Regions from separate parts of the Homo sapiens genome. Here region 2 is linked to region 1. The links are chromatin contacts, found by Hi-C or POLR2A ChIA-PET in ENCODE. All regions are on one chromosome and are shown on one strand. Each heading gives the region's core, a stretch centred on a gene start or an enhancer-like site at or near the end of the contact. The rest is flanking DNA. Distances are from core to core; before and after follow the strand shown. Region 1 overlaps LINC02660 (long intergenic non-protein coding RNA 2660). Region 2 has its middle 21 kb from the start of LINC00702.

Region 1 (4,879 bases), core at 1,817-4,316:
TAGAGAATGTACTTAAATCTTACACATTCTTTTAACACCTTTCCTGTACTTTATAGGTTGGCATCGCTATTTCCACTGACTTGCTGAATATTCTGTAGCATGAAGTAGAGAGTTTCTTTGCAGATCTTCTATGCTGGTGCGGGATGTTCTACATTCTTCACCAGGTGCGGGCAGTGGGCAGGCCACCATGTGCTCTAAGCACCCAGCATAACTGAGCCAGCCCTGCTGCTGAAGGGAATCCCAGGAGACAAAAATCACCTGCTTTGGTTGCTGGCACCTTCATCACCCAGGAATTTTACAGTTAGTGTGCTAACTGCTCCGAAGCTTATCATCATCTTTACAGTCACCTACCACTTTACAGATGCGGGAAGGAAAATACGAGCTCAGACACACCGCCAGGTCAGGGAGGCGTCTTTGCTGACTGCCGTCAGAGGGCCCAGCTGCAGCTTTGCCAGGTGAATTTTCTTCTCACCCACAAGAATTTTAAAAAGCAAAGACGGAGATGCCCACATCTAGAAAAAGAGCTTGTTGACATGCACTCAGGGTTTTCGTGAGGAATGAATCGTGTTGGGAAATCCCTGCCTACTGGCCACCTTATCTATGCTCCCAGCACTGAAAACTCTGAGAATTTTCTTCCGCTGCCAATTCCAAGAATGTAGCACATTGCATCACGTCCATTCTCAAAACGAAGGCCCACCCGTGGGAATAATTTAGAATATGCTGCAATGGGAGGGGGGCGAGTTTGGGAGGGTAACGGTTTTGGGAAACTGTTATTTCTTTGAAAAAGATGATGTGATGTTTCAGGCAATTTTGGCAATGCATTACTATTTCAAATCTCTTTCCACCTAAATGTGCCAATGGTGCCTCAGACATATTAATTCTGGAGATCTTCTTTGTTAAAAGGAAGGTAAGCCATCCTATCTCGTTACCAAAACCACAAAGTTTTGGGATAAAAGGAGTGATGTAAAACAGCCCCAATGCCTCCTCTCCTAACAGCAGGGGTCATATCCACCTCCTCGTTATGATCGCTTTAAAATTACAGAATTCATGCAAAGTGCACAGAACAGCAGGTGGCCAATGCCTCTTTGTCTACCACAAAGAACAACACCAACAGTAACAGCCTCTTAGTGGTATGATCTGAGATTTGAAAGAGCTTGGGAAAAAAGACAGTTGTGGAGGGAATTGTGGATGATTCAAAGTGTCTTGCTCTACCACATTCCTCTCCATGTATCCATATTTATAATTATTCCGTGACACATTTCAGATGGTTTTCATTCATGAAGCTCTCTGCAATGTACACCACGTACGTAAGAATTATAAAGGAAGGAGAAGAACTCAGACTGGAGAGTATATATACATATATAATAAGATATATATGGCCAAGGCGGGCAGATCACAAGGTCAGGAGATCGAGACCATCCTGGCTAATATGGTGAAACCCTGTCTCTACTAAAAATACAAAAAAAAAAAAAAAATTAGCCAGGCATGGTGGCATTGCACCTGTAGTCCCAGCTACTCGGGAGGCTCAGGCAGGAGAATCACTTGAACCCGTGAGGTGGAGGTTTCAGTGAGTGGAGACCAGGTCAGTGCACTCCAGCCTGGGCAACAGAGTGAGACTCTGTCTCAAAAAAAAAAAGATATATAAAAATCATATATTTGTAATATATAATAATATAAAATAAGGAGATAAGTAATTCAAGTTGATAAAATGCATTTATTCCATTAAAAATATTATTATAATTAGGATTCAGTTTTTACTGATATCTCCATTGCTGGCACTAAAACAAACCTCTGGACCAGTATAAACTAATTCAGAATTATTTTTTGCTTGCTTCCTCAAAAGATGTCTTTTCCTCTTTCTGCATTGCAGCTGCCTGTCTCTGGGTTCCTGGCTCCTGTGTGGTGACAACCCCTTCCATCCCATGCCTCCCGGTGAATCCCAGCCTCTCCAGTTCTTAGTCGGCCTGGCCCTCGAACTCTGACTGCAAGCCTGTGGCTCTCCTGGATTCCACATTCTAGGACCTGGAGTTTCTTCACATTTCACTGGCTGAACCCCACAGCACTCCGTCCCCTTTTCATTGCTATTGCTCTACTGTTTCCTGTGGTCCCTGATTATGTTGGGCCTCTCAGAGGCTTCGGGTAGACTTTTCTACTAGACTGTGAGGCTGTGGCCATCTGCATGTACAACACAGGAAGGCCTTGTGGTGATTACAGTCATGAAAACTTTTGTCCCAGCACATAGGCTGAAGGATAATTTGACATGAGGGTGAGATTTGACTCCATTTAATTGGACATTAAATGAAACACATAGCATGCCTTTATTTGGTATTTAAATTATATGTTAGAGAAAATACTTTACATGCTGGGTGCAGTGGCTGACGTCTGTAATCCCAGCACCTTGTGAGGCCAAGGCGGGTGGATCAGTTGAGGTCAGGAGTTTGAGACCAGCCTGGTCAACATGGTGAAACTCCGTCTCCAATAAAAATACAAAACTGTCCAGGTGTGGTGGCACACACTTGTAATCCCAGCTACTCAGGAGGCTGAGGCAGGAGGATCACTTAAACCCGAGAGGTGGAGGTTGCAGTGAACTGAGATCATGCCACTGCACTCCAACCTGGATGACAGAGCAAGACTCTGTATCCAAAAAAAAAAAAAAAGAAGAAGAAGAAGAAAATACTGTATATTCTGTATATTCATAATATTTTTGTCTGACATTTGACATTTTGAGTATCTGGTATTATAATTCTATCATAAACAGTGGCCCAAGAACCTACATGGAACTTAGGAAGCTTTTTCCCCATAGAAATATAAAGTTATTTACAAATTAACCTTTAACATCCATCAGTTTGTACACTGGGAACTGATTTTACACAATTTTTACTCTGACCCACAGGTCAAAAGCGACATCATCACCTCCTGAAGGCAAGTCCACACTGGGCCCCAGGAGCTGAGCTGCTGCTTTTCCGGTTGACACATTTCCTCACATGCTTCCATCAATTCTTTCTGTGGTCACCACACTCCATGTTAATTACCACATCCTTTGCCTTGCCTGTGTTGGATTCTATTAGTGGCTCAGCCTAAACTCTAGACAAAATTGAGTCATCCCGCTCTACTCTGACATGGGATAGTCAAGAACAACTATGTGGAGACCGTATTTGGCGATTCCATGATATTAGAGACAGAAGCTTGGGCTGGGGGGAAGAACAAGCCATTTCAGCAGTGCCCTTCCCTTTCCTTCCTTGAGGAATTCTTATCAATGTGAGGTCATTAATACCTGAAAGACCAAGAATAAAATAGGGGTTTTGGAATGAGGTGCCAGGCAGGTAGGAAGAAAGGGTTGGAAATGTTGACACAAGCCCCACCCAGCTCATCAAGGGAGCACATTTGGGTTTGAGCCCAAAGCTCTCAACAGATGAAACCCCATCTCTACTAAAAGTACAAAAATTAGCCAGGCATGGTGGTGAGCGCCTGTAATCCCAGCTACTCAGGAGGCTGAGACAGGAGAATAACTTGAACCCGGGAGGCAGAGTTTGCAGTGAGCCAAGATGGCACCGGTGCAATCCAGCTTGGGTGACAAGAGCAAGACTCCGTCTCAAAATAAAGAAAAAAAGAAAGAAAGAAACCAGCTGGGCATGGTGGCTCAAACCTATAATTCCAACACTTTGAGAGGCTGAGGTGGGCAGGTTGTCTGAGGTCAGGGGTTTGAGACCAGCCTGGCCAACATGGTGAAATCCTATCTCTACTAAAAGAACAAAAAAATTAACTGAGCATGGTGGCATGCACCTGTAATCCCAACTACTCAGGAGGCTGAGGCAGGAGGATCACTTAAACCCGGAGGCAGAGATTGCAGAAAAAATAAATAAATAAATAAAAAGAAACCATTTCTGGAGTGGCCTCTCTCCATGCATCCCTCAAGAACCCACAGAAAATGATCAAGTTGGGGGTTCTGCATCCAAGCCCACCCTCTCAGCTTCTTGCTTTCTGCCTTAGATAAGACTAAAAGATCACAACATGGCAGTACTCCTTGGAAAATACTTAATAAATACATAGAAGTGTGCAGGGCAGGGCAGCCAAGGTCTGGACATCCCAAGTCTATGCCGTGAAATAGTTCAGAATAATCATTCCAAGACTCCCACAAACACACAGCAGAACTGAGATGAACACTGAGTTTCCACGATTGTTACAAACAACAACCAGCTGTGGGACATGGCTGGTTCCCTCTTCCTTACGGTGCAAGGGGCACCATTCCTCAGCCTTAGATATCAGCCTGTTATTCCAGCAGCCAAGCACTAGTGCTTCACCTCGGCAGGTGCACTTCCATACCCACAGGTCAGCCAGTGACCCAGCCTGGACAGATAAATGCCCTAAAATGGGTGAGGATTGGTAAGAAAGCAGGAAATCATCTTTTCTTGAGATCCAGGAACTTTGCAGGGGCTGCCTTTTCTACTACGCAGAGAAAGCATGTCTGAAGATGAAGCCAGCATTATGTGAAGCAGAATTGCAAGACACACACTGAAAAACAGAATTCCAGTAATATTATTGAGCTCCTGGGTTTGGCAGTACCTAAGGACAGCCCACTCCTGGGACTGCTACCTTACCTGAGCCCCTTTGGTTTATTCTAACATGATGACCGGGTGTGGTGGCTCACGCCTGTAATCCCAGCACTTTGGGAGGCCAAGGTGGGAGGAACACTTGAGGTCAGGAGCTTGAGACCAGTCTGGCCGATGTGACAAAACCCCATCTCTCTTAAAAGAAAAATACCCCCAAAAAAATATTAGCCAGGCATGGTTGTGAGTACCTGTAGTCTCAGCTACTCAGAAGGCTGAGGCAGGAGAATCACTTGAACCCGGGAGGTGGAGGTCGCAGTGAGCCGAGATCG
Region 2 (4,576 bases), core at 1,856-4,355, 340 kb before region 1:
ACCCTCGTGTGTGTGCATATATGCAGACACATGCATGCACACATACATGTGCATGCACACACTTGTGCACACACACACAATCTAATTATTAAATATATATATTGCAACCAACTGGGACACCCTCAGCTCTACTAAACAAAGAGGAACTTTATTGTATGCCATTGTATTGCATAATGTTTATGAATTAAAAGCAAAAGCCTTAGTGTGCTTGGCAGAGAACATAGATGCATACATCCTGTTTTCCTTCTTAGAGGAACAAATTGTATCTTAACTGCTTCACAGAAAATCATTACGTGTAGTACTCTCACATAGAATCTTTTAGTTATGCAATAAATACTTGTTGAATATAAATGATTACTTTCTAATCTATCTGTATTGTGAGAATGATTTTTTCCTCTATTTCTATATTAGCTGTTATTAAGAAGATTCATGCCTAAGTTCTTCTTTGCTGTCAATCTCTAAAACCCAATAGTCTGGTACTCCCTCAGATGAATCTATAACTTATTAAAAAGATCCTATGAGAATAACACAAATTCTATTATTTGTTGCCATTTTCTAGTCTACCACTGGGATATGATGGAAACACAGGTGTTAAGTGCCACCTCAAAAGCAATCATCTATGTACATAGACCGACTCCCTTTTACTCTGTTGGCTGCTAAGGGAAAGTACCTGATGTGCCATAATTAACATTCAACTGATGCCGCTGGAATTCACAGAATTTTAGTGTTTCTTGTTCCCCCTCAGCTTGTTACAGCCTCAGAGCATTCACCCACCGTGTCTCTGCCTGAAACACACTTCCTGAAGGTGCTTGCATGGACTGCTTCCTTGCTTTATTTAAATCTTTGCTTAAAAGCTTATTGCCACCACCACCAAGCTTCCCCACCAAGTCCAGTCTCTCTCACTTTTGCCAACCCATCAACCTTCCGAGTGTTCATTTATTGTTTCTCTCAGCCAACTAGAATATCAAACAGGAAGGCAAAATATGTCTGCGTTTGGTCACTTCTGTGCTCCCAATGTCTAGACCAGGGCCTAGCACATACAAAGTGCTAAATAAAGATTTCTTGAATTAATAAATCATTGAGTTAAATGTCTCACAGGATATATATTTTTTTAAAAAATTAAATGTGACATCCATTCTTCTGCATCCTCTGTGTTTGTTTTTTGAGACAGGGTTGTGCCTTGTCACCCAGGCTGGAGTACGGTGGTATGATCACAGCTCATTGCAGCCTTGACATTTCAGGCTCAAGTAATCATCTTGCCTCAACCTCCAGAGTAGCTGGGACTACAGGAGCTCATCACCACATCCACCTAATTTCTTTTTTTTTTTTTTTTTTTTTTGAGACAAAGTTTCATTCTTGTCGCCCAGGCTGGAGTGCAATGGCGTGATCTCAGCTCACCGCAACCTCCGCCTCCCGGGTTCAAGCCATTCTCCTGCTTCAGCCTCCTGAGTAGCTGGGATTACAGGCATGCACCACCACACCTGGCTAATTTTGTATTTTTTAGTAGAGACGGGGTTTCTCCATGTTGGTCAGGCTAGTCTCAAACTCCCGACCTCAGGGGATCCACCTGCCTCGGCCTCCCAAAGTGCTGGGATTACACACCTAATTTCTTATATATGTAGAGTTGGGGTCTAACTTTGCTGCCCAAACTGGTCTTGAATTCTTGGGCTCAAGCGATCTTCCTGGCTTGGCCTCCCAAAGTGCTGGGATTACAGGCATGAACCACCTTGCCTGGTCCATTCTTCTGCATATTCTATCACACACATTTGCCAAATGGTGAAAGGTCATAAGGAACTTGTTCCATTCACTTCTGCTTTCTGCATCCCCTACTCCCAGAAAAGCTAGGAAGCAGACATTCCGGTGCCTGATCTCCAGGGAAATGTCCTCACCAGGCTCCACTCCCTGGGCAACCACCTGAGCTCCTCAGGGTTTATCGAGGGTGCTTGTGCTTTTACCAGCTCCACCTGGGGAAGTAAATCTCGCTGAGCTAGAAAAGGACCACACTCTTCATAATGCATGCTCCTTTCCTAATGGTCATGCCCAGGCGCCCTGAGAAAGCTTTTAGGCATCTCAAAAATTGGCCATCAGGCACTACCACTGTTCGCTCTTCACAGGTACATGCCCTCATAAATTCCTGCAGCCACCAGCCCTGCTGGCCCCAGGAGCCAGGGCAACAAGGATAGGCCGAGAAGCTGAGGGTCAGCAGAGACAATGACGCAGCTTATGGAAATGGGGATGTAAGAATTTGGTGAAGAGAGGCAGGATCTTCCTCTTCGAGAGCAAGGTTCTCATGTCCCCAGCATCCAGCAGCACCTGCCTTCTCTGCGTGCCATCATGGCAGCCAAGGTGTGGCAGTGAAGGGTGCAAATGAAGCTGCTGTTTCCATAGAGAGTGTGACTTACTGGAGGAAACCAATATTCACATAAACAAAGGATGCATAATTACAGATAGTAATAAGTCTCATCAAGGGAATAAACAGAGAAAATATAAAACATGCAGCCCAGGCTGGAGGCAGTGCCCCCAATCCCAGGGACCCCATGCTTGGGATCCTGGGGGGCCCTGGACTTGAAACGAATACTAGGTCCCTGAATGGGCTGTCTTTGTCAGAAGGGGGTTGGAGGTGGCTTTGGAGCTGCCATTTGTCTTGCCTCAGACTTCCCAGAGGTACATGCTGAGATGAAGATTTACCTGTAAGCGATCGATTAAAGAACTGCTTCCAGAAGAAGCCAATCTGGCAATGTAAGGGTCAAGAGAGGGAAGCAGGAGATGCCAGGCGGGGACAGCTTCTCAGGGGGTCTCAGCCTCAGCCTGTGTGCTCAGATGCTTGGTGATGATGCTACCTCTGCAGTTTGCTGTGGAGGGAAGGGAGCTGGGCTTCACACACCCACCCGGCAGTCACCTCCCTTGTGGGAGGCCTACAAGCCCCAGGAAGATGCCCTGAACCAGGATGCAACTCCCTAGAAGCTGGGCAGAGCCCACAGAGCTGGTTAAGGGGTCTGTGGGAGGTTAGGCAGAGCCCCAGCAGTGCTAGAAGGAGCCAGCTTACAGAGACCAGCCCCAGGGAGTGGCCATCTCAGGCTGAAGAAACGGAAGGAGCCTGTGTCCTAAGGCTGGCAGGAAGCCAGTGAGGTCTAGGGTGGGAGCTTAGAGAGCTGGGGTGGGTTGGGGGCAGTCATGGCGTAGGAGCTAGGAGAGGCAGGCTGTAGCCGGGAGTTTAGATTTGGTTCTAAGTGTGATGCCAGCCCTTTCGAAGGTCTAAAATATTTGTATTTTATTTTTAAATCACTTTGGCTGCTACAGGAAAGATAGTTTGCAAGAGGGCAAAGGTGAATGTTGGGAAATAACAAACATACACACAGGATTTAAAATAGCTCAAACCTTTTATTTTCATATGCACCTGGATGTAATTAGGAGTCAAGATGTGACAATATATGATAATTTAGGTACCTTAAATGTCCATATAGCTATCTTCCGTCTGTATAGCTATTATTTATCATCTATCATCTATCTACCAATCTACACACCCTCACACACACAAATACACACATTGTTTTATTCTGATAGTTATCTATGGCATTCCACTTTAAACCAAACTAAATTTACATTTCAAATTAAAGGAGACAAATAAGAACATCTTTGTTTCTCAAATGCTAGCCATCTCAGACATACTGTGTCATAGAATACATAGATAACCTTTTATAAACATTTTGATTTAATATCTCTTGCAATTCAAATGGCCCAGAGATTATGTAATGAGACTCATAAACAGCAAATGACTTACTTTCTAAAAATTCTAGAAAATAGCTCACTAAAGCTCCATCGAAGATTAAGCTAAATTACATTATTAAAACAAGCTGATTTCCATTACAGCTTAATGTTTGGAAATAAAGAAATATATAACTACACATTATCTGTGTTCTCTAAAAAGAAAATAAATGTGTGTGTGTGTGTGTGTGTGTGTGTTTGTATTTTTCTATGGAAATATGGAAATCTTTGGGTTAACTGCTGCTCCTTCTTGCCTGCCATATCCCAGATCATTTTGACAGGAGCCCCTGTCTCTCTTGATGTCTGCTGCCACCCGTTATATGAGAAAGGTCAGAAGATATTCCCATGACACATACTCTCTGATAGTCATCTGTGACGAGCTGGACATCACTACTGCCGGTCATCTGTGATGGGCCGGACATCACTACTGCTTTGTGACATATACCCATTACAAATACTGTGTCACATCAAGTATTCAAACCTAAGGAGTATTTAATTGCTTTTATTAGTACCAAATTATATGCAAACATTATTTTTAACATGGCTGAACATTATACCTTTCTCCTACTATTTATCTTCTATACTTTTTTTAACAGGTTTCTGTCTTAGAGTTAATGTTCTTATTCTCCATTTAAAATATGTGTATCTATTTTAAAGCCAGAGACATTTGTACTAGTCTGCTTTCTTAAAGATTACAGTACAGATTGATATTCTTATGGGATTGAAATAACGGCCAGGCATGGTGGCTCATACCTGTAATCCCAGCACATTGGGAGGCTGAAGCAGGTGGATCACCTGAGGCCAGGATTTC

What was found. A loop is a pair of places that touch in the nucleus more often than their neighbours do. ChIA-PET counts read pairs that join two places held with the same protein, here RNA polymerase II (POLR2A). Pooled maps may share reads with other maps.
Region 2: POLR2A ChIA-PET joins it to region 1 with 12 read pairs in activated T-cell. The contact joins two enhancer-like sites. A Hi-C loop is called at or near these places in 3 of 37 single-sample maps with no recorded cell type and 3 of 50 pooled maps. POLR2A ChIA-PET finds 5 or more read pairs at or near these places in 1 of 52 experiments (activated T-cell).

The regions. Positions count from the first base shown.
Region 1 is chr10:3,922,663-3,927,541 of GRCh38, reverse strand. All of the region lies in intron 1 of LINC02660 (long intergenic non-protein coding RNA 2660), which reads right to left. Among named protein-coding and RNA genes, the nearest start is that of LINC02660, 13 kb to the right of the region's middle. Within about 2 kb of position 3,066, at least 4 of the 41 ENCODE cell types and tissues checked have a DNase peak (open chromatin) inside an H3K27ac peak, as active enhancers do.
Region 2 is chr10:4,262,225-4,266,800 of GRCh38, reverse strand. No RefSeq gene overlaps it. Among named protein-coding and RNA genes, the nearest start is that of LINC00702, 21 kb to the right of the region's middle. Within about 2 kb of position 3,105, at least 4 of the 41 ENCODE cell types and tissues checked have a DNase peak (open chromatin) inside an H3K27ac peak, as active enhancers do.